Linked DNA regions of Homo sapiens: region 2 is linked to region 1. A link is an interaction called in ENCODE POLR2A ChIA-PET data of the cell type or tissue named here. Cell type or tissue: GM12878. All regions are shown on one strand. Each heading gives the region's core, and the rest is flanking DNA. Links, peaks and the distances in the headings are about the cores only. Region 1 overlaps IKZF3 (IKAROS family zinc finger 3). Region 2 holds the start of LOC124904107 (U6 spliceosomal RNA).

Region 1 (9,347 bases), core at 1-8,000:
CACTGATTACACTGGAATGGGCGTTCACCTTTAAAAAGGACAAAAAAGGAGATTTCTGGTCACAGGCAAGTGGAGAAACATATGCACAGATTAGATGCCTAGGGGAAAAGCTCATCTTTTAGACAATTACTGTTCACATTGGGATCAGTTGGGAGCTGCATTTCAAGGCAAGCCTAAGACTTACTTATGAAATCTCCTCTGTAGAAGAGAAAAAGCACCCACTAGCAAGGCTATTTTAGGTATCATATTGAATCAGAGCAAAGAAACAAGAGCAGCTCTAGAAGTGCTTTCTAGATCTAAGTTTTTATATTACTATATTACTTGGTACTCCCTTTTTTTTTTTTTTTTTTTTTTAGACAGGGTCTTCTTGCTCTGTTGCTCAGGCTGGAGTGCAATGGTCCCATCATGGCTCACTGAAACCTTGACCTCCTGGGTTCAAGTGAGCCTGTCACCTCAGCCTTCAGAATAGCTGGGACTACCAGTGTTTGCCATTATGCCTGGCTAATTTTTTAGTATTCCTTTTGAATATAATCTCCTTTGAAAAAAGAGCCAGAAACTAAAGTCCTTACAAGGTGTTGAGGGCTAGAAATTCTCCTTTTTAAAGTCTTCATATGAGATATGGGATGGAATCGACTGGCTCAAGTGCGATGGTTGTGTTTGTATGCATTTCTATAGACTACCTGTTTATTGTCTGAAGATACATTATTTTAAGCTGGAAATAAAAACTATGTCCTTTCATTTACCAAATTTGAACCCAATACAATAAGAAGATCTGCTCTTATTAAAAATGTTATGCAAAAATATACAAAAGATGGCTAAGAAGCAAATCACACAATTCAACTCCTACTTAGAAACTGAAGAAAAAGTATTTGGCTGACCTAGAACACTGTGCTCTCTACAGTCTTTTTTTATTCATAGCATTTGCAATATGTTTGCCAAATGCATGGTGAGGCAGGAATAAAAAGCACTGAGTGAACAGCAATGCAGAGAGAGAGATACATCAGCATTATAGCAAAAATCAATGAAAGTAACCAAAAGTTCCAAATTCCACCACTTCATTTCTCACGTGGCTGCATTAGGAGAGTTTTCAGAAGAATGAAAAAAGCAGACTATTTACCAGTATGGCTTCGCTTATGAACCATTAAGACATTGAAGCTGATGCAGGATAATCCACACACATCGCAGTTCATCTTTCCACTGGTTGGCCTGCTACTATCGAATGAGACAACATGTCTCTCCAACTTAATGTTTTCATATTCATTATATTCTCTTGAATAGCTGTAAGGGATTTCAGGCTCTTCTGCATTTCCCATGGGTTCTGACTTTAAAACATTCTCATCTCTTTCACTGTATTCATCTTTCACTTTCATTGAATCATCTGCAGGGAAGAAAATGCAAGAAATGAACAACGACTATACTTGAAGCTATCAAAGCAGCTCAAACAGCAGAGACCCACAACTGACAATTAAATACCAATCGAAGCTAACAAAACACTGTACATCTACAAAACAAGAAAGCACCATTAGCGTGACCGCACGTTATTTAAATTCAGAACCACAGTCAGAGGAAAACACACATACTTACACACATAAAAATAGACGATAGTGTTTTAGGCTATCCAGAAAATTACAGATAATAGATTTTAGCTAAGTTTGCTCAAAGTGGCCATGAAACAAACATTGAGCAACTCTTCTCCAGTACTAGGGGAGAGGAAGGGTTCTCAGATCTAGTACTGTTTTTGGTGGCTGCAGTTAAAAAGGCAAGGTGATGTACTCTTAGGTTTCAAGGAGAAAATATTGTTTGAATCCTTCAGATGCATCCAGTGTAAGCCATTAAGATTAAGAGTTGACTAGTTAACATAGTTTTTCTAATTTTAAGCCATGCATTGCCTCTTCCCCTTCCACGTATATGAATTGCTAAAACACATCTTATCTCTGTCTCTCTTGGAGCTGATAAAGGCACAACATTGACTGTAGAGGAAGTTGTCAGTACTAATGAAAAAGTGTTGAGAAAGACAAAAGGAAAAGTAATTCTTTCATATAACCTAAGGAGTCACTTTCATCGACACAGGTAAGTGGGGCTCAATCTAAATAAGGGGAAGGACCATTAGGTCCCAAGTTAGGGAGAACTAAACTCAAGGACTCAAGGATTGTGTAATAGGACTGGATAGGAGAGGAGGGACTGGCTCAAGTGAGTTGGCTGACCAAGTACTATCTTAAGAACTGCAATGTAAATGAATGAAATTTAAAAGAAGAGCTGTAATACTCTTCATGAAGAGCATAAGAACATATGAAGAACGTGGGAAAAATATGAAGAACATAAGAAACAAAGAAGGCAAATTTATGTACTTGCACTGACACTAGTAAAACCTAAAAATTTGCCTGATGTAAGAATAATAAACATTTGTAAGGGATTTTGCATATATAAAATATGCTATATAAATGCTTACTTTTTCAACCATTGGTCCTTAGAAATCAAAAGTTGTACCTCCCCATGAGGAATCACAAATCAATGGAGTGTAGGGCTGGAAGGGAATTTAAAGGTCATCTAATCCAACCCTCTTGTTTCTCAGATGAGGAAATCTGGGAGCAGAGATGTTTTTGGTCATTTGTCGAAGGTTACACATCCAGTTACTGGCAGAGGTGTGATTAGAATGCAAAACTTAAGCTTGAACTATCAATTACTTGGATTTGACCTCATGCACTAGACATATAAGGCCTAAGTGGGTTCTTACCAACTGTATTACACACCCTCCCATCAATGGTGTAAATGTTAAAACCCAAAACAGTCTGAAAAAAGATATTTTAAAAAACTACATCCCTTCCAAAAAACATCAGTAAGTGTTGCTCCTCTTGCTGCATAGGAGGAAGTACAACTGCAGCTGTGCCTGGCTTGCTACCTTCAACCCAAGTTTCAATTTTCACTTCTATCAAGGTTACCTTTCATCTATATTAACTGTGTTTGCTTAATAGAGCAAGACAGGGCCTAACCACCATCAGAGGAGCCAGGGCTGCCACACAGTTCCACTGCTTCCTACCACAGTTCATGGTTCACAACTTTTCACTCTTTGACTAGCAAAGATGTAGGGCTGTAGGATAAGTCCAACATGTTTCAAATTTGCCCACCCTATGGATCTGGATTATATAAGAAATGATATCTGTTTCCTACTTGGAAAGAGGTTTACTTCTTTCTCTGGATAGGTCTTCCCTGCTTTCAAGTGGAATTTGTTTGCTTAAGTGTTTATTTTTTATTTTTTTAAGAGAAGGATGCACCTGAGGCTTGTACTTGCCTCCCTTCCTCCATCACTCCAGCTGTGGGTAATATCCCACCAAAGCTTGAGTGCTCTTCAGTTTGCATGTAGGCGTTTAAAAGAACCTCAACGGAAAATTTCAGCTACTTAAAACCAAAAACAGCAGATAGAAAAGGCCAGCAGAAAAGGATCCTTTCCATTTTGGTTAGAAAATGTGAACATGACCAGACTCAGGCCACTCCATGGTCACTGAACTTTAAAATGTAGTAAGATCAATGTGTTGAGTCTTTCTGAAAACAGAGGACATAAGAGAGCTGCTCCTTTCCCTCAGGATTTTGGCTTTAGTTGGCCTGACCTGGAATTCAATACGACACCATCCTGGCTCAAGAGCAGATCTTAGCTTTAGTCCTTTAGGAGTCAGCTATAGAGCAAGGAAGACAGTATTTGAGACCCAGGGACATAAGGACACAGGGACAGGGCATTAGAGAAGTCCTTTGGGCTTACATAGTTGCTGGTTTGCCTTTGGAGTCTTACCAGTTTTAGATGAATGACCTGGATGACCTCTCTGCATGGTTACTGGGGATTAGCAACTTATTTTTATTTTATTCTATTTTATTTTTTGAGACATAGTCTTGCTCTGTTGCCCAGCCTGGAGTGTAGTGGCACGATCAGCTCACTGCCACCTCTGCTTCCCAGGTTCAAGTGATTCTCCTGCCTCAGCCTCCCGAGTAGCTGGGATTACAGGCATGCACCACAATGCCTGGCTGATTTTTGTGTTTTTAGTAAAGACGGGGTTTCGCCATGTTGGCCAGGCTGGTCTCGAACTCCTGACCTCAAGTGATCCACCCTCCTTGGCCTCCCAAAGTGCTGGGATTACAGGCCTGAGCCACCGTGTCCAACCAGATTCTAATTTATTCTAATATTCAACTCTGTTACCTTCTCAAGGTAAGCCATAATAAATTGCTGGCTGGGCATAGTGGCTCATGCCTGTAATCTCAGCACTTTGGGAGGCCAAGGCAGGTGGATCACTTGAGGTCAGGAGTTTGAGACCAGCCTGGTCAACATAGCAAAACCCCGTCTCCACTAAAAATATAGAAAATTAGCTGGGCATGGTGGCTCCCAGCTACTGGGGAGGCTGAGGCAGGATAATCGCTTCAACCTGGGAGGTGGAGGTTGCAGTGACCCGAGATCGTACCACTGCACTCCAGCCTGGGCGACAGAGCGAGACGCCATCTCAAAAAAGATAAAATAAAATAAAATAAATTAGAATTTAAGGTATGAATGAGATTCCTGAGAGATATTAGGCTTAGTACTCAGCCTCCAAACACAGTCCACCAAAACCAGGAAAGGCATTAGCCTGCTCTAATGAAGAGATTCATCCCATTCCCTGGAAGACTTATTGAAGCAGAGAAAAGGGGTGTTCTACTTAGAAAAATTCTATTAGAAAATACTAATGAACATGTCTAAAATCAAACTTGTCATCTTTGAACCCAAACTTGCTTCTAATTTATGACTTATTTATGTTGACAAATGGCATCACCCTTCTTCCAGTCTCCAAGCCATCAAACTGTGGAACCTTTTCTCTTTCAATTTCTACATCAAGTCAGTCTCCAAGATCTATCAACTCTATGTCTTCAGGCTCTCTAGGTGCCAACTCCTCTTTTCCTTTCCTTTTGCAATTTGGTTTCACCTTTCATCACATCATACCTAAATTCATCCTCTCTCAACATTCCTTTCTTTTTTTTTTTTTTTTGAGTCAGAGTCTCACTCTGTTGCCCAGGCTGGAGAGCAGTGGTGTGATCTCGGCTCACTGCAACCTCTGCCTCCCTGGTTCAAGCGATTCTCCTGCCTCAGCCTCCTGAGTAGCTGGGATTACAGGTGCCCACCACCACACCTGGCTATTTTTTTAATTTTTTTTTTTTAGTAGAGACGGGGTTTCACCATCTTGGCCAGGCTGGTCTTGAACTCCTGACCTCGTGATCCACCCACCTCGGCCTCCCAAACTGCTGGGATTACAGGAGTGAGCCACTGCGCTCGGCCTCAACATTCCTTTCTAGACAGATTTAAGACACAGGTGGTCCAGGAGCGGTGGCTCACACCTGTAATTCCAGCACTTTGGGAGGCCGAGGCGGGTGGATCATGAGGTCAGGAGATCGAGACCATCCTGACTAACATGGTGAAACCCCATCTCTACTAAAAATACAAAAAAATTAGCCAGGCGTGGTGGTGTGCGCCTATAGTCCCAGCTACTCAAGAGGCTGAGGCAGGAGAATCGCTTGAACCTGGGAAGTGGAGGTTGCAGTGAGCTGAGATCCCACCACTGCACTCCAGCTTGGGTGACAAAGTGAGACTCCGTCTCAAGAAAAAAAAAAAAAGACATAGGTAAGCTATGCTTACTGCCTCTACAGCCTCAAAAAGGACTCAGAATTCTCTGTAATATGGCTTCCGCCTCCACAATTCACTTAATCTGCTCCCTTGAATATCACCAACCATAATCTCCTGATTCCTAGATTCAGAGCCTTTTTGTATGCCACTCTCTCCAACTTCTTTGTAATCCTCAACACTACTGACCACTCACCATTCCTTGTTCTTCTGCACTCCTATGTCTTTTCTTTCTTTCTTTTTTTTTTTTTTTGAGACAGAGTCTCACTCTGTTGCCCAGGCTAGAGTACAGTGGTGCGATCTCGGCTCACTGCAACCTCTGCTTCCCAGGTCCAAGCGATTCTCCTGCCTCAGCCTCCCGAGTAGCTGGGACTATAGGCACGTGCCACCACACCTGGCTAATTTCTGTATTTTTAGTAGAGACAGGGTTTTACCATGTTGGCCAGGCTGGTCTCGAACTCCTGACTTCAGGTGATCCACCTGTCTTGGCCTCCCAAAGTGTTGGGATTACAGGCATGAGCCACCGTGCCCGGCCCCTGCACTCCTATTTCTTCAATGAAAATGTACCTTCTTTCCTTGCCTTTCTGATTGCTTCCTTCTTGCCCCTTTTCTTCCCTCTGCATCCTAAATACTGTCCTTAACCTTCTTTTTTCTTCCCTCTACACCCCTCTTGTATGGCAATTTCATTCATTCTTAAGGCTTCGACTAACATCTTATATGATTAATTTCCATATATATAACTCCAGGTGTAACCTCTCTCCCTTTCTTTAGTCCTCTATTTCTGAAGGCTTCCTAGGTATCTTCCCAGTTACTCAGGCTAGAATCCTTAGAGTCATCTTTCCTTTCTCCTGATTGGGCCCCACATTCAATCATTCAGTGGTTCTATCTGTGTATCCAATCTCTAATCTGTTTCTCCACTCCTGTATTTTGCATGCCCATTACCTAATTCTCAGACCCTATGACTTTCCCACGATCTACTTATTGCTGTAGCCCCCGCACTGTTCTCTTTGGCTCCCTTCTTTCTCCTTTCCAGCCCGTCTTGTTTGTTGCTACAAGATTGCTCTTCCTAAATTCTACCTCTGGTCATGTCATAGCCCTGTCAAAATTCTTCAATATTTTCCACTGCCAACAAAATAAAGTCCAAACTCAGAAACAAATAATTTAAAAGGCCTTTCGGGATCTGGCCCCAACCTATCTTTGGCATATTAATTTTGACTAGTTAGATCTTTAACTAAAGAGCTTCTAAGTAGTCTTATTTCTACTGCCTAAAAGATCTTTCCCCAATATGGCCACAGGTCCAAGTCCTACACATCCTACGTATTTTTTTTTTTTTTTTGAGACGGAGTCTTTCTCTGTCTCTCAGGCTGGAGTGCAGTGGTGCGATCTCTGCTCACTGCAACTTCTGCCTCCCGGGTTCATGCCATTCTCTTGGCTCAGCCTCCTGAGTAGCTGGGACTACAGGCGCCCACCACCATACCCAGCTAATTTTTTGTATTTTTAGTAGAGACAGGGTTTCACTGTGTTAGCCAGGATGGTCTCAATCTCCTGACCTCGTGATCCGCCGGCCTCGGCCTCCCAAAGTGCTGGGATTACAGGCATGAGCCACTGCGCCTGGCCACTGTCCTACACATTTTTAAAGGTCAAACTAATATGCTGTCTCCTGGCTACTATGCCTTCTCTGATCAACCCAGCTGGAAAATAGCCTGCTCCTTCTTCCTGGGTTACTTATGAACTCACCTCCCCTAGTCTCCCCAATAAATATGTAAACTAGCTGAGGGCAGAAGCTATACAGATTGTGTGTGTGTGTGCGTGTGTGTGTGTGTGTGTGTGTGTTTAACTCAGTATTCCCTATGACACTGCTTAACCTGTATCTGTAAGACCAGAGGTTATGTGGTTTTAAAATAGAAAATTTGGGGCTCCTACCATAGATCTACTAATCTGGGGGTGGAGACTGGAAATGTTCATTTAAAACCATGCTCTCCAGATAAACCTTATGCACAATGGAGTTTGAGAGCCACTGCCTCGAGTTAGATGCAGTGCCCTACATAAAGTAGACATCCCATAAATTCCTGGTGTATGAATATATCATTGCATTAGCCTCCTAACTGGCCCACGGTACATGTGACCTCTGTTATACTGCATCCTATTGCCAGAATAATCATGCTGTAGCAAAGAAACTCTTATTTAAAACTTTCAATGATTTCATTTGCTTATAGAATAAAGTCCAAACTCCTTAATGAGGTATTCAAGCACCTGTCCAGAACTTGCCCCAGGACTACTTAATCATCTCATTTCTCAGTCTTCTTGAATCACCTTTCTCTCTATACTAGAACTTTACTATGCAAAGTGAGGTCCTTGGATAAGCAGTTCTGCAACCGCCTGGGAGCTTGTTAGAAATACAGGTGCTCAGGCCTCAACCTAGACCTACTGGACCAGAATTTGCATTTTAACAAGATCCTCAAGGATTCTTATGCACATTAAAGTCTGAGAAGCACAGCAGCAACATGACTAATCACAGTTCTTCAAGCCTCTTCTCCAGCCTTTCCCACACCTAAAATATCCTTCTACCATTTCAATAGTGTATTCAAACTTCCACATGCAGTTTAAATGCCACTTCTTCCATGAAGTCTTCCTTGATACCCTTAACTAGAAAAAAAATTATGTTTCTTTGTTCTCATACATCCGTCTTATTCTGCTTTATATTTAGTATGATATAATTACATTGCTACAGATCCGCTTTTATGTAGTTGATGTGTTCATAAAATGTTTCATGCAAAACCAATAACACTGTCCCGCTGATTAACATTCTACATTCAGAAATGTTTATTTTGCCCTGATTTCAGTTGTCAGTGACTGGCAACACCCGTTCATTTAATAAAGGCAGAAAATCTTAAAGACCTGGCAACAAATACTTGAATATATTTGGGGAACTGCCTGATAGTATCCTGAAGTCTTTTGTAAAGTGAATAAACCTTTTATAGTATGAATAATCTCATGTTTTGGTTTTGTAAATTCTAATCTTCTTATAATATATATCAGGTTTCTTAGACATACATCTTAAGTTGACACTTAGAAGACTATCAAGAAGCCTCATAGACACTGGTGAAAGTTTATTTCTTAAGTCAGGTGGTGGGTGTATGGATGTTTTCTTATTATTCTTTAATCTATACATGTAATTATACTTGCCTTTTTGTACATATGATCTATTTTATAATAAAAAAAGTTAAAGGCTTCCTGAATACCTTTTTTATAACTGAACTTGTGGAGAAAAGAATATACCAAACCACAAATTGCTGATAAAGGTAATTGCTATACATTCCCAGAGGCAGGGAAAAGATGTCTAAATTGAATCTAACCCATAGGAAATTAGATTAAACTAAACTTTCTAAAGGAGCTACTCTAGGGTACAATTGCTCCCATCTTTGTCTATGTTTTCAGGCCTCTTAGGAAGATGACACACACGAACACACACACACACCCCAGAGAGAATTTTGTAGGCTGAAGAGAACAAAGGTTTGGCTCACTGGGGCTGATGCACATGGTTTCATTTCCTGGGGTGATGGTTATCACATGAAAGGCTTGTACTCCAGAGCAGACATTTTTGGTTTCACCTGAGACACTGCAAAAACAATGGGTCCTGGAAAGGATCCAACATCTAAATCCTTCAGGGGCAATAGCAGTCTCAGCCAACTGTGCCTCAGTTTGTTTTTACAGG
Region 2 (9,487 bases), core at 531-8,530, 310 kb before region 1:
CAAAAGCCTTTCTCATTTGTGGTCTATAATTCTTGATTTCAAGAAGCAAGGCAGCCCACGTCCAACATAGTACAATCTACATGACCATAGCTATTAATGGATATATTTCTGCCTTAAGTAGATCATCTGTATACTTTTCTTAGAAATTTCAGTTAACCAGCCGGGAGTGGTGGATCACGCCTGTAATCCCAGCACTTTGGGAGGCCGAGGCCGGCGGATCACCTGAGGTCGGGAGTTGGAGACCAGCCTGGCCAACATGGAGAAACCCCGTCTCTACTAAAAGTACAAAATAAGCAGGGTTTGGTGGCCCATGCCTGTAATCCCAGCTGCTTGGGAGGCTGAGGCAGGAGAATCCCTTGAACTCGGGGGGCGGAGGTTGCGGTGAGCCGAGATCACGCCATTGCACTCCAGCCTGGGCAACAAGAGCGAAACTCCGTCTCAAAAAAAAAAAGAAAAAAAAAAAAGAAATTTCAGTTAACCATATAGAATTTTTAAAGTCTTCTTTTCTTCTTTCTCTTTTTTTTTTTTTTTTGTGGCAGAATCTCACTGTCACCCAGGCTGGGGTACACTGGCGTGATCTTGCCTCACTGCAATCTCCACCTCCTGGCCTCAGCCTCCTGAGTAGCTGGGACTACAATCACAAGCCATGCCCGGCTGTTTTTTTTTTTACATTTTTGGTAGAGACCAAGTTTTGCCATGTTGCACAGGCTGGTCTCGAACTCCTGAGCTCAAGCAGTCTGCCCACCTTGGTCTTCCAAAGTGCTGGAATTACACGTGTGAGCCACTGCGCCCAGCACTTATGTGCTTGCTCGCTCGCGCGCTCTCTCTCTCTCTCTCTCTCTCTCTCTCTCTCTCTCTCTCTCTCTCTCTCTCTCTCTCTCTCTCTCTCTCTCTCTCTTTCTCTTTTCTTTTTTCTTTTTTTTTTTTGACAAAGTCTCATCCTGTTGCCCAGGCTGGACTGCGATGGCACTATCTCGGCACACTGCAACCTCCGCCTCCCGGGTTGAAGTGATTCTCCTGCCTCACCCTCCCAAGTAGCTGGGATTACAGGCAAGCGCCACCATGCCTGGCTAATTTTTTGTATCCTTAGTAGAGATGGGGTTTCACCAGGTTGGCCAGGCTGGTCTCAAACTCCTGACCTTGTGATCTGCCCGCCTCGGCCTCCCAAAGTGCTGGGATTACAGGCATGAGCCTGGCTTGCCTTTTTTTTTTTTTTTTAACAGAGTTTCGCTTTTTTTAGCCCAGGCTGGAGTGCAGTGTTGTGATCTCCACTCACTGCAACCTCCACCTCCTGGGTTCAACCAATTCTCCTGCCTCAGCCTCCTGAGTAGCTGGATTACAGGCGTGTGCCACCACACCCTGCTAATTTTGTGTTTTTAATAGAGATGGGGTTTCACCATTTTGGCCAAGGTGGTCTTGAACTCCTGACCTCAGGTGATCCACCCGCCTCGGCCTCTCAGAGTGCTAGGATTACAGGCCTGAGCTACCGCACCTGGCCTTGCTCTGTTTTTCTAATAGCCTTGTTCATTTGGAGCGTACTGAACTTCAGGGGAGTCTACATTATTTTTAAAGGCTGTATCTCTATAAGTTCAGTAAACTCCAAATGAACCAGGATTTTCCTAGTAGAATGGGATGCTTGGTTTCCATTTTTTATGTACTTAACTAAACTTTTTTTTTTAGGGAACACTTCACGAATTTGTGTCATCTTTGTGCAGGGGCCATGATAATCTTTTCTGTATTGTTACGGTTTTAGTGTATGTGCTGCCAAAGTGAACAATCAACTACATTTTTTTTTTTTTTTTTTTTTGAGGCAGAGTGTCTCTCTGTCACCCAGGCTGGAGTGCTGTGGTATGAACTCAGCTCACTGCAACCTACGCCTCCCAGGTTCAAACAATTCTTGTGCCTTAGCCTCCCAAGCAGCTGGGATTACAGGCATGTGCCACCATGCTTGGCTGATCTTTGTATTTTTAGTAGAGAGGGGTTATGCCATATTGGCTAGGCTGTTATCTAACTCCTGGCCTCAAACAATCCACCTGCCTCAGCCTTTCAAAGTGCTGGGATTACAGGTGAGAGCCACTATGCCTGCCTCAACTAAATTTTTTTTTTTTTTTTTTTTTGAAACGGAGTCTCACTCTGTCCTCTAGGCTGGAGTACAGTGGCATGATCTCGGCTCACTGCAACCTTCGCCTCCTGGATTTAAGTGATTCTGCTGCCTCAGTCTCCTGAATAGCTGGGGTTACAGGCTTGTGCCACCACGCCTGGCTAATTTTTGTATTTTTCGTAGAGACGGGGTTTCACCATGTTGGTCAGGCTGGTCTCGAACTCCTGTCCTCAAGTGATCCACCCGCCTTGGCCTCCCAAAGTGCTGGCATTACAGGCGTGAGCCACCTCGCCCTGGCTCAACTAAATTTTTGATAAAAGTTTGTAAATAGTGGTGAAATCACTGTTTCTTTTCTTTTTTTTTTTTAAGAGACAAGTTTTCCCTTTGTCGCCCATGCTGGAGTTCAGTGGCCTGTGCACAGCTCACAGTATCCTCTACCTGCTAGGCTGGAGCGATCTTTCCACCTCAGCCTCTCAAGTAGCTTGGACTACAGGCACGTGCCATCATGCCTGGCTAATTTTTGTACTTTTTTGTAGAGATGGAGTTTGACTGTGTTGTCCAGGGTAGTAGAACTCCTAGACACAAGGAATACACCTTCCTTGGCCTTCTAAAGTGCTAGGATTACAGGCATGAGCCACCGTGCCTGGTCTGAAATCATGTTTTAAACAACCAACTTCAAGGGGAAGGAGATAAAGGATTATATTTAAAGTAGTTTACGCTGTTAAAATGGGCAAATTATCTCATTGAAAAATTTAGTGTTTTTTAAACAGTTACAATTTATTTATTTATTTATTTATTTATTTATTTATTTATTTATTTTTTGAGGCGGATTCTTACTCTCATGATCCGCCTACCTTGGCCTCCCAAAGTGCTGAGAGTACAGGCGTGAGCCACCACCCCTGGCGTAAATATTTATAAATTTTATATTTTTTCTTTTTTTTTTGTTTGAGACAGGATCTTGCTCTGTTGCCCAGGCTGGAGTGCAGTGGCATGATCTTGGCTCACTGCAACTGCTGCCTCCAGGTTCAAGTGATTCTCATGCCTCAACTTCCCAAGTGGCTGGGATTACAGGCATGAGCTACCACACTTGGCTAAGTTTTTGTATTTTTAGAAGAGACAGGGTTTCACCATGTTGGCCATGCTGGTCTCAAACTCCTGGCCTTAAGTGATATGCCTACCTCGGCATTCCAAAGAGCTGGGACTACAGGCCGTAGTCACCATTCCTGGTCTATATTCTTTTTTTATTAACAGTATTTTTATTAGAAGTGTTTCCATTACACCCACAGATTCAGTTCAGATTCCAAAATACTATTCATATTCTAAAAGTTTGGCAGTCCTAGAGCTTGGTAGGTTTTTAAATTACACATGTATTATGAAACCTAATTACCACATGTGAATTTGTGTATAGGTATAAATGGGGAACTAGGAAATACTGATATAGTTAGGGTACATCAGCGCTTCCTGGTAGTGACTTTTCAAGTAATGACTGTGATGTATAGTATCTGCTCCCCTATGATAGACTCACTTTGCATGTACCACATGTCCGCAACCCTTTATAATACTGAGTGTCCTATGCTAAAGGTGATAATGTTAAGCATTGTAGTTTTGAGGCTGTCATTAAATTTTCAAGGTTTTTAGTACATTGGAATTTACTGAAACAGGATTTGACCTCTATTCAAATTGTATATCCTGAACTGGTAGGACATAACCTATCAAATACTCATTCTGTCTTGAAATAAACATGCTAAAAATGTAATATTTTAGAAGCAGTATACATTTTTCATACATGTTCAATATCCCTAATCCAAAAATCTAGAAATCCTCCAAAATCAGGAACATTTTTAGCGCTGACATGATACTCAAAGGAAATGCTCATTGGAGCATTTCAGTATTCAGATTTTTGCATTGAATATGCTCATCCAGTATAATGCAAATAATCCAAAATCTAAAAATTTTAAAAATTTGAAACACTCAGGCCGGGTGCGGTGGCTCACGCCTGTAATCCCAGAACTTTGGGAGGCCGAGGCGGGCGGATCACGAGGTCAGGAGATCGAGACCATCCTGGCTAACATGGTGAAACCCCGTCTCTACTAAAAATACAAAAAATTAGCCAGGCGTGATGGTGGGTGCCTGTGGTCCCAGCTACTCGGGAGGCTGAGGCAGGAGAATGGCGTGAACCCAGGAGGCGGAGCTTGCAGTGAGCTGAGATCGCGCCACTGCAGTCCAGCCTGGGCGACAGGGCGAGACTCTGTCTCAAAAAAAAAAAAAAAAAAAGTTCAGACACTCTGGTTTGAGGCATTGTGGATAAGAGAGTACCTAATCTGTATTAGTACTTTATTTGAGCTCATAAAGTAAACATTGGAGAAAACAAAAATATGAAACACAGATTGGCTGGGCATGGTGGCTGATGCCTGTGATCCCAGCACTTTAGGAGGCCAAGCTGGAGGATTGCTTCAGGTGGGAGTTTGAGACCAGAGCTTAGGCATCCCCCCCCTTTTTTTTTTTTTTTTTTTTTTGGGAAACAGAGTCTCACTCTGTCGCCAGGCTGGAGTGCAGTGGCTCAATCTCAGCTCACTAATCTCCACCTCCCGGGTTCAGGTGATTCCCCTGCCTCAGCCTCCTGAGTAGCTGGGACTAACAGGCGGGTGCCACCACGCCTGGCTAATTTTTTTTGTATTTTGGTAGAGACAGGGTTTCACAATGTTTGCCAGGATGGTCTTGATCTCCTGACCTCATGATCCCCGGCCTCGGCCCCCTAAAGTGCTGGGATTATAGGCATGAGCCACTGTGCCTGGCCCCTGTCTCTTAAAAAAAAAAAAAGCAGCTGTGGTGGTATGCACCTGTAGTCTCAGCTGCTTGGAATGTTGTAGTGGGTAGATCACTTGAGCCTCGAGGCTGCAGTCAGCTATGATTGCACCACTACAGTCCAGCTTGGGTGACACAGCAAGATCCTGTCTCCAAACAGACAAAAAACCATAGACTGAATTTATTTGAAATGATGATGACACAATTAAAATACCTTAATTTTTCTTTTTTCTTTTTCTTTTTTTTTTTTTGAGACAGAGTCTTGCTCTGTCGCCCAGGCTGGAGTGCAGTGGGGTGATCTTGGCTCACTGCAACCTCTGCCTCCTGGGTTGAAGCGATTCTCCTTCCTCAGGTTCCCAAGTAGCTGGGATTTTGGGAGTGCACCACCATGCCCAGCTAATTTTTGTACTTTTAGTAGAGATGCGGTTTCACCATGTTGGCTAGGCTGGTCTTGAACTCCTGACTTCAGGTGATCCGCCCGCTTGGCCTCCCAAAGTGCTGGGATTACAGACATGAGCCACTGCACCCTGCCTCTTTTTTTTTTTTTTTTTTTTTTCTGTGAAACAGAATCTTGCTCTGTCACTTAGACTGGAGTGCAGTGGCACAATCATGGCTCACTGCAACCTTGGCCTCCTTCCCTGGCTCAAGTGATCCTCTCGCTTCAGCCTCGATAGTAGCTGGGACCAGAAGTGCATGCCACCACTCCCAGCTAACTTTGTTTATTTTTTTTAGAGATAAGGTCTCACTATGTTGCTCAGGCTGGTCTTGAACTCCTGGGCTCAAGCAATCTTCCTGCCTTGGCTCCCAAAGTAGTGGGATTACAGGCATGAGTCACCATGCTCAGCCTGATTTTTCTTGTTCTTCTAGTGAAGCCAAACCAAGAAGAAATCTGTTTTGAATAATGAGGAATTGAGATTTGTAAAGAATATTCCGACAGTGGTTGAGAAATTACAAGTTTTTTTTCGCTGAACATCTTAAAAATTAGAATAATTTAAAAAATCTATGTTGGTGGGGTGCGGTGGCTCATGTCTGTAATCCCAGCACTTTGGGAGGCTGAGGTGGGCAGATCATGAGGTCAGGAGTTCGAGTCCAGCCTGGCCAATATGGTGAAACCCCATCTCTACTAAAAATACAAAAAACTAGCCGGGCGTAGTGGCACACGCCTGTAGTCCCAGCTACTTGGGAGGCTGAGGTAGCAGAATCACTTGAACCCAGGAGGCAGAGGTTGCAGTGAGCCAAGATTGCACCACTGTACTCCAACCTGGGCAATAGAGGGAGACTCCGTCTCAAAAAAAAAGAATCTATATTACATTGTGACTCAAAGAGTTTTCTGATAATAAGTTTTGTTTCTAGGATGGAAAAATCTGAGTGCAGATTATAATAATGTTGCATGTTCATCTCTCCCAGTATTTCAACAGAAAGTTTCAGATGATCATTATCTACTCCACTGACTATCCCAGTTCTGGTTGATGTGGTACAAACTAACCTATATTGTATTGTTCTGTCTGATTTACAAGGGATTAAAACGATAAAAATTGGCAGGAGTCAATAGCTGTTGAGATTTATGTTCTTATATTTTGAGTAAATGACATTCTTTTATGGAAAATTCACACACAAGGGTTAACAGTATTCTTTAAAAAGATACATTGCAAGAGATAGATCTTTGTGGTCTAGGAAATATTCATGCAAAGCACCAATATTTTCCTTTATAACTACCTGTCATAAAAATAGAGAAGATTGCCTGTGGTTAAGGTTCTCAGATCTTTTTCAACCATCTGATACTGTGAAGGAATAGAGAAGACCTATCTGGCCTGATTTTATTTGTAGACATGAGTTAGTCTGTTGTACTATAGATGTCTTATTTTTTCTGAGGATGTGCATGACACAATTTTTTTTTTTTTTTTTTTTTTTTTTTGAGATAAAGTCTTGCCCTGTCACCCAGGCTGGAGTGCAGTGGCACGATCTCGGCTTACTGCAACCTTGACCTCCCCAGTTCAAGCAATTCTCATGCCTCACAAGTAGCTGGAACTACAGGCACATGCCACCATGCCCAGCTAATTTTTGTATCTTTATTTAATAGAGATGAGGTTTCACCATGTTGGCCAGGTTGGTCTTGAACTCCTGGGCTCAACTGATCCGCCTGCCTTGGCCTCCCAAAGTGTTGGTATTACGGGCATGAGCCACCACACCTGGCTCTTGGCACAAAATTTCTCTACCACTTATTAATAAATTGAGATAGGCAAAAAATTGTATCTGGGCCATACGTGGTAGGAGGCGAGGCAAGAGCATCACTTGGGGAGGTCCAGGATTTTGTGACTAGCCTGGGCAATATGGCAAGACCTTGTCTCTACAAAAAATTTCAAGAATTAGCTGGGTGTGTTGGTGTGTGCCGTGGTCCCAGCTTCTTAGGAGGCTAAGGTGAAAGTGTTGCTTGAGCCCGGGAAATTGAGGCTGCAGTGAGCCATGATTGTGTCATTGCATTCCAGCCTGGGCAACAAAGTGAGTCCCTGTCTCAAAAAAAAAAAAAGATTGAAAACTGACTTTTCTGATCTATTCCTGGAAACCTATCTTTCTACAAAACCCCACTGACTACTATAATTTACTGATTACTGGGAGAGGCTTCTGCCACCAGGTGCCTTAATAATTCTGAAATAGTTGCTTGGACCCTTTTTCTTTAGATTTTTAGTTTGATGATTGTCTATTTTGGCTGGTCAGGTTTGCCTTCTGCTTTGAAGTGAACGGAATGATTCAGTATATTTTTTATTAGTTTTGACTTACAACTTAGCTATATTTCTATTTTTTTGTAAATATCTTCGGCAATTTATATTTTTTACAGGGAAAGCATTCTAAAATACTATTTCTTTTTTCCAAGATTTTTGCACCTCTTTAGCGATAGAGTAGTATTAAATTGTTGAGCTCTTCTTGTTTGTTAAATCTTTGCTAAAATGTAGAGTAAATTCGATGAACTCCACGAGTTGCAGTGATACTTTGTGAATTTAAGAAAATTACTTCCTGCATTTTATTTCTATTTTTAAATTTTTTATTTTTCGAGACAGAGCTGCCCTTTGTTGCCCAGGGTGGAGTGCAATGGCATGGTGATGGCTCACTGTAGCTTTGACTTCCTGGGCTCAAATGATGCTCCCACCCCAGGACTGCCGGTTGCCATCTGCCCCCAAGTAGCTGGAAACACACACTTATACCACCATGTCCAGCTAATTATTTTTGAGACAGAGTCTTGTCACCCAGGCTGGAGTGCAGTCGTGCGATCTCAGCTCACTGCAACCTCCTCCTCCTAGGCTCAAGCAATTCTCCTGCCTCAGCCTCTCGAGTAGCTGGAATTACACCACCACACCCAGTTAATTTTTTTTTTTTTTTTTTCGAGATGGAGTCTCACTCTGTCTCTCCGGCTGGAGTGCAGTGGCGCGATCTCAGCTCACTGCAACCTCCACCCCTGGGGTTCAAGCAGTTCTCCTGCCTCAGCCTCCTGAGTAGCTGGGAGTACAGGTGCACCCAGCTAAATTTTGTATTTTAATAGAGATGGGGTTTCACTGTATTGCCCAGGCTGGTCTCGAACTCCTGAGTTCAGGCAGTCTGCCCACCTTGGCCTCCCAAAGTGCTAAGATTACAGGCGTGAGCCACCGTGCCTGGCCAGTTTCTATATTTTTAGTAGAGACAGGGTTTCACCAGGCTGGCCAGGCTGATCTTCAACTCTTGACCTCAAGTGATCTGCCCACCTCAGCCTCCCAAAGTGCTGGGATTACAGGCATGAGTACTGTGCCTGTTCTAATTTTTTTTTTTTTTTTGAGACGGAGTTTCATACTGTTGCCTGGGCTGGAGTGCAGTGGCACGATCTTGGCTCACTGGAACGATTCAAGCAATTCTCCTGCCTCAGCCTCCTGAGTAGCTGGGATTACAGGCAGCTGCTACCATGCCCGGCTAATTTTTTGTAGTTTTAGTAGAGATGGGGTTTCCCTATGTTGGCCAGGCTGGTCTCGAACTTTTGATCTCGTGATCTGCCCGCCTCAGCCTCCCAAAGTGCTGGGATTACAGGCTTGAGCCACCGTGCCTGGCCTAATTTTTTTTTTTTTTTTTTAATTTTTTGTAGTGATGGAGTCTCACTGTGTTTTCCAGGGTGGTCTCAAACTCCTGGCCTCAAGCAATCCTCTTGCCTCAGCCTCCCAAAGTGCTGGGATCACAGGGGTGAGCCACCATGCCCAGGTGAATTTTATTTCATCTCAATAAAACTCCAAATAAAATCTTAGGAACGATATATTAAGAGTTTGATAAAGGGAACTGCAAGTAATATCACAAATATTTCATTGTTTTTAAAATATACTATAGATTTCTATTTATAAAATTTATCTCAGCCAGGCATGGTGGCTCACGCCTGTAATCCCAGCATTTTGGGAGGCCGAGGCACGTGGATCATTTGAGACCAGGAGTTCAAGACCAGCCTGGCAAACATGGTGAAACCCCATCTCTACTAAAAATACAAAAATTAGTCTGGCATGGTGGCACACGCCTGTAATCCCAGCTACTTGGGAAGCTGAGGTAGGAGAATCACTTGAACCCAGGAGGCAG

What was found. ChIA-PET counts read pairs that join two places held together with the same protein. Peaks named below come from ENCODE experiments on the same cell type or tissue, not always from the same donor. Only the 100,000 strongest peaks of a DNase experiment are listed, where the experiment ranks them.
Region 2: POLR2A ChIA-PET joins it to region 1 with 5 read pairs; 1 of 35 experiments calls an interaction of 5 or more read pairs at or near these places.

Annotation. Positions count from the first base shown.
Region 1 is chr17:39,791,556-39,800,902 of GRCh38, forward strand. It overlaps IKZF3 (IKAROS family zinc finger 3), which reads right to left. Exons shown (of 8, transcript NM_012481.5): 4 at 1,118-1,378; 5 at 1-28. Among named protein-coding and RNA genes, the nearest start is that of GRB7, 58 kb to the left of the region's middle. RefSeq lists enhancers at 89-198, 1,296-1,425 and a silencer at 9,207-9,347. In GM12878, for the core only: no CTCF peak of the experiment used is centred there; DNase peaks (open chromatin) are centred at 1,456 and 3,026; H3K4me3 peaks cover 3,369 bases; H3K27ac peaks cover 5,517 bases.
Region 2 is chr17:39,480,814-39,490,300 of GRCh38, forward strand. All of the region lies in intron 2 of CDK12 (cyclin dependent kinase 12), which reads left to right. It overlaps LOC124904107 (U6 spliceosomal RNA), which reads right to left and starts at 1,775; the gene lies at 1,673-1,775. In GM12878, for the core only: no CTCF peak of the experiment used is centred there; DNase peaks (open chromatin) are centred at 3,548 and 6,628; H3K4me3 peaks cover 897 bases; H3K27ac peaks cover 2,951 bases.